Linked DNA regions of Homo sapiens: region 1 is linked to region 2. The links are chromatin loops, found by intact Hi-C in ENCODE. Cell type or tissue: MCF 10A. All regions are shown on one strand. Each heading gives the region's core, and the rest is flanking DNA. Links, peaks and the distances in the headings are about the cores only.

Region 1 (2,923 bases), core at 151-2,650, 51 kb after region 2:
TGTGAATCTTCAAGAGGAGCATGCAGAATGTCCCAATTTATTTGACCATGAAACACCCTTTTTCTTAGCAATACGCTTTTGGGAAATGCTGGGTTACACTAATTCCACTTGCTTTTATGTACATGGAATTAAGAGCCCTCCAGAAACATGATATCAATATGTAGATAATCCTACGTCTACTTTATTATTTACAAAATAATATAGCTATTCTTTTATGGAAAAGCAATTCATTTTTATTTTCTAATTTGCATAAATAAAAGGGTAGTCAAAAAGAACCTACAACCTTACGTTTGCAGATCACCATTAACACTTTGATGCAAATTCTTTCAGAAATTTAAAAAACATATATATTTATAATTACCAAAATATGAGATTATACTTTATTTTGTGTCCTGATTTTTCACTGAATAATCTATGATAGGTTTTTATTTCAAAACCATACACCCAGTAGATTATTTTTAATTATTGTTTAGATGTAATTTATTTAATTCATTCCATAGTGTTGAATATTTGCCTGCATTGTGACTATTAAAATCTTACCAGTGTTAAAAACAGTGGCTATAATAAACATTCCTGTTGCTAGGTCTTTACATATGTCCTTAAGAACATCTTTAGGATAAATCTTGGGGAAATTAATTAAACTTTGTCATTCTTCAGTTTTGTCAACTGTAAAATGGAACTTCTAATAGCATCTCTCTCAGAGAGCTGATAATGAGGGTTCAAATAAGTATTCTGTGTGTATGTTTAGATCACTGCCTAGCACTTACTCATCACTCAGGAGGTGTTGGTGATTATTATTTTATTGCCACACTTCGTAATTTGTAATCCTGCCTGGCTGTGCTCATCATTCTCTTGATTTACCTGGTTCTTCAGCAGCAGGTCAGCTGCACTGGCCCTCTCTCCCACAAGGCCATTTTCTGTGCCAAATTTAGCCTTGTCCTGTGTAAGTCCAAGTAAGTCCAAGGTCTTCAGAGGCCTGAAGAGGGAGATCTGGGGAAGTTGTGACTGTTATGGGACATACCTCAGCCTCACAAGAGTCAACAGAGACTGAGCCAATAGGATAACTCCCCAGTCAGTTCCCTATCATGATTTTTCCATTTCCCAACCCAACAACCCACAGATTTCCGAACTTATACCCTGGAAGGATAAGTATTAGGTGGGTGCCTTGCTTGCATTAGCCTCTTTCTTTGTAAAAGGAGAAATACGGTGTGTTTGTGAATACTTTTCTCATTGGTACAGAGTTCTCTTTTTCGCCACAACTGAAAAAACATAATTGGGGTGTGGAGTGAAAGGCCATTTTACCTTTAAAGCCCAGAACAATCCTGTGTTTGTTCTGGAATCTCTTCTTGTGAAATATCAGAGTTGGGGGGTCTGGGGTTGGGGCCCAGCAATTCTAGTTGTGATCAGGCTTGCTACACTGGAAACAAATGGAGGGCTGGCCCCAGGCTGGCTTTAACAAGGTGCCCTTTGGGTTGAAAAAGTCTCTTACTCACTCTCCTGGGATGACTTGTCAGAACACTGATGATGTAATCTCTCCTCTAGTGGCTCAGGTCCGCCTGGTAATCCTCTTCCCAGTGCCATTGTTTGATCAGCTTTGCTACAGCCCTTGTATTTATTCTTCCTTTAGACATAACTTCACAACATGGAGGAATTTGGATAGTGCCTCAAGTTTTTGGTCTAGCCCGTGTCTGAACTTACTTTAAACCACTTTAACACTGACCTGTTCGGCCTGGATTTGTCCCTTCAAGCTGCTGCCCCCCAGCCACCATATGACTTGTGGGAAGCCCCTCCTGTCTGAACAGAGGACCTCTTGCCTTTCTGTCCACTTGTGGTCATCCTGGCCCTTCCCCTCTTAGCTGGGAACTCTGTCCTGGGCATAAACGTTCAGCTATAGACATAGAACAACCTTAACCAGTGGCTCCAGTTCCCTTGGATCCTCCCTTTCACGCCTGCTACTCTGTGTATGATCATTTCATGCTATTTTTCCCCATGGCAGACTGGGTTAGATATCCACCTATGAGCCAGTAGTTGGTGGTCAGGGAAGCTGACAGTTTCAAATATGGCAATACCCGTGGGAATCATGTATGTGAGAGAGGGAGGAGAAGGGGGGAGTTCTGTGAAGAAGGGAGATGGTCCTTGGCAGATCATCCCTTATTGATCATTATAGTGATAAACTTTTAGATTGGCAGGAAAACAGGTGCTAGATATTAGTCATCTTTTGCTGCAGTAACAAACAACTCAATTATCAACAGAATAAAACTAAACACTTATTTCTTTCTGACATTACATGAAATCCACAAATTGGCTGTGATTGTGGAGACCTTTCCTGGCTTCCAGGCATCTTCTCATCCCAGGACTCAGGCTAAAGGAGTAGCCCCTATTTTTCATACTGCTCTTGTAGAAAAAGGCAAAAATGCAAGAGGCTAATCTGGCTGAATAAGCACATTTAAAGTTTCTGCTCACATGTGGCAAATCTCATGTTTGTCCACATTCCACTGTCCCACAGCAGTCATGTGGCCAACATGAGGGGAGGGGCCCAGGAGGACTGCAAGTAGAGTAAAGAAGTGTATCCTGCCAACTTGGGAGCACTCAATGTCATGTGGCAAAGGTTGTTGATGAGTGATCGTCATTATTCATTACAGGGGAGGGAGCAGGAGGTGTGAGTTAATGGGAGTAAGGGCAGGACAACGCATGGAGACTTTAAAATAACTTGGCACTTAAGGAAATGGAGTTGTGGTAAATTGTGAGGGTGGTAGATCAAAGTGGCGTATTTTTCCCCCAGTGGAGAATTTTCTGCACAGAGGTGCAAGAGAAGCCACAAGAGAGAATATAATAACTTAATACTTTTAGCCTACATTCATTGAGAGATTACTCTGTGTGGTCACTTTACATTTGTCAACAGTCTTCAAGAACTTCATGAGGC
Region 2 (2,923 bases), core at 154-2,653:
CTCTCTGACGTTCTCAGTAATAACTGCAAGAATAAATGTCTACACCTACGTGTTGAGGAGGTAATGTGAGGGTGGTCTAGAGTCAAGCTGATATTTTCCACCTGAATTTAAAGATTTCCTAGAGGTCTTAGATTTTATCTTTAAATATTAATATACATTCTGTATTTTACTCCACAGTAATCCATCCTTTATTCTAATATATAAGAAATTTGAAGTTACTGCTTTTAAGTGAATTTGATGCCCCAAGAAACTCTGCTGTTTATTTTGGGCTTTAAGGAGCCTATTACCTTAAAGTTTAATACCTGAAGTTGGGTGCAATTTCTCTTTTGTTAGACATACTCTCTGTCACTTTATCTTAGAAATAGGTGCTCTGATGATTCCTGAGGAAATGGTAGCTCCTGATGAGGAGGTAATGCCAGATATGCAGCTTCCTTGGAGGTGAAGGGGAGCCCCCAAGAGTAGATGAAGAGATGAAGAGGGAGGATGGGGGTTGCTCTCAGGAGCACGGAGGCAACATGTCATACACACAGTGGCCTGGGTCCTGTTGAGGTCCAGCCTACTCAGCTCTGCCATAGCAAGAACATGGCCACTCTCACTGAAGCCAGGCATGGACCTTGGAAGAGAATCTGATTCTGGGAAATGAGGTGGGTGCAGCACAGATAATATGTAAGGATCAGTTCACCATTCTGGCTGTAATAACAGATGGAATGAGGAGAAACAGGACTTCTGTAATAACATATGGAATGAGCAGAAACAGGACATAGTCCAGGTATGTAGGGCTGTCTTGAAGGCAGTAAGAAAGCAGGGCTCAGTCTGTGTGTCACTTGGGGCCAGAGAAGAATTTCTCTCTTGGTTCTGGATACCTCAATGGAATAGAAAAACCGAAGCACTCAGGAGACCCTTACACAGGGGACCAGATGGGCAGGCTGGCCTTTGCTGGAGGATGGGATACCATCCATTTTTTGTGTAAAATCAGGGTTTCCTACTTTAAAATGAAGATCTGGAAAAGATGATTTCCCAACTCCATTGGCTGTTGACAGCCTCTGGATTTGTCTGATGTTAGGAGAACTAATCAGGATGGCATTAGGACTGAGATCAGGAACTGATGCTGTGTGCAAGGACTAATGAGGGCCAACAGAAAGGGGAAGAGGAGAGAACCAATATTAAAAGCATGAGCACAATCTTATAGGCAAAGGAGTTTGAGAGTAATCACTAGCCAAGAAGTAATAAAAAGATTACTCATAAGTGACATTTGTGGCTGTCTGTGTTGTCAAAAATATGTGCGAGTTGGCAGAGCTTTTAGCATACTTTCAGCTTGGTCAACATTTGGTTAAGACTAAAACTGTTCGGGCATAGATTTACTGTGAATGAGTCACACACAAATGAATGAGTTTGAAAAGGGGTTTAGGATTTTTCAGATGTTGATAGTTCATAGAATGGCTTGATCTTTCAAGGAGGTAGATAATTCTTCACTTTTTTTTTAATAAGAAGAAAAATGTGGGTTCCTTTTTAAGTTCCCATCCCTTATTGCTATAATTTTTAACATAAAACATATTTAGACAACTAATGATGAGAAAAAATGAGATGCATGAGGTAGGCAGTCAGAGTCTTAGGAATTCATGATTTCGTGAAATTCCTTTGAAGTCTCATAATTGCATTTCTCAATATTACATAAGAAAACTGGCTATGCAAAAAGATGCGAGAATTCTGAAGTTTTTTAGATGTAAGATAAACATTCAAATACTGTATATGACACTACGTAAAATAGTATATTTTGTTTCTAAGTCTTATGTAAAAGATTCATTTAACTAAAAATGGGATTTTTTTTGAGACAAGCATGAAAAAAAATTGTACATAAGTTCCTTGATGCTCATTGTGAATGTCTAACTGAACAATTTTCTGTGTTTTCACATTTCATTCTTTAGAAATCTAGCATCTGATTCCAGGATAAACACTGTAACCTTTATTGAGCAGAAATATTTGATGGTCCTGAAACAGCTTTCATTCTCCTCTGCAAGAGACGTCTGCTGGATGTACAGACTTTCCAGCTCACCTCTCTCAGGGCTGGCTTAAATTTGGAGAGTATGAACCATATTCCCTAAAGAAAGGTTCAAATTATATAGTTTCCTCTTTTTGCTTTCTGTAGGAAGCCAGTAAATTGCTTGTTCTGCTCTGATGTTGTGGGGAGAGGCATCATCATTGTCATTATTGTGATCATAACATCAACCTTCATAATTTTAAAAACTGGACAGATTTGTTTACTCATATGTTTATATATTGATGTAGTCTTGTGATATATGTTGACTGGTCACAAAATCAGCTTTAAGTAGTTGCTGACATCATAGGGATGATGAAAGTGTCAGGCAATTCTGCAAGCACACCAAGAGAAATATGATTGGCGCAAGGCAGAAGTCTTGAGCCAGCTCAAATGCTTTCTAAACATAAGCGGATAAATACAAGCAAACAAACAAGAGTCATAGTAGCACGAGATGTACAAAAACAAAACAAAACAAAACAAAAAACAACCCAGGGTTCTAACAGAGATAGGAAAGGTGACAGTTTCATAATATTATGTGGGGGAAACCAACTCTTAAAGTTTTTGCTAAGTAGCTGATTAATGTCACATTTAAAAAACCCAAAGAATAATTCTGCCTGAGATTGTTGCTGATATTTTCATTGTGTCAATATTTTGCTATTTCCATGCTCAAAAGAAAGCCATCTTTTAATAAACCAAAGCTACTTCCCACACTTCAATTTCAATTTGTCTTGCTCTCCTATAAATAAGATGTGACCTGAGTACTGTACCAGGAGTGAGTTTTAGCTAGAATTGAGCTTTAACACAGTCATTTGCTGCATAGCTTTTCACAAGGTAATCTTTCTGAGCCTCAGATTCTTCCTGTATACAATTACTGTTTGGTTTATA

What was found. A loop is a pair of places that touch in the nucleus more often than their neighbours do. Peaks named below come from ENCODE experiments on the same cell type or tissue, not always from the same donor. Only the 100,000 strongest peaks of a DNase experiment are listed, where the experiment ranks them.
Region 1: a loop joins it to region 2, with 2.8 times the contacts of the local background. A loop is called at or near these places in 2 of 110 quality-filtered maps.

Annotation. Positions count from the first base shown.
Region 1 is chr3:36,596,218-36,599,140 of GRCh38, reverse strand. No RefSeq gene overlaps it. Among named protein-coding and RNA genes, the nearest start is that of DCLK3, 170 kb to the left of the region's middle. In MCF 10A, for the core only: no CTCF peak of the experiment used is centred there; a DNase peak (open chromatin) is centred at 1,510.
Region 2 is chr3:36,647,163-36,650,085 of GRCh38, reverse strand. No RefSeq gene overlaps it. Among named protein-coding and RNA genes, the nearest start is that of DCLK3, 120 kb to the left of the region's middle. In MCF 10A, for the core only: no CTCF peak of the experiment used is centred there; a DNase peak (open chromatin) is centred at 1,305.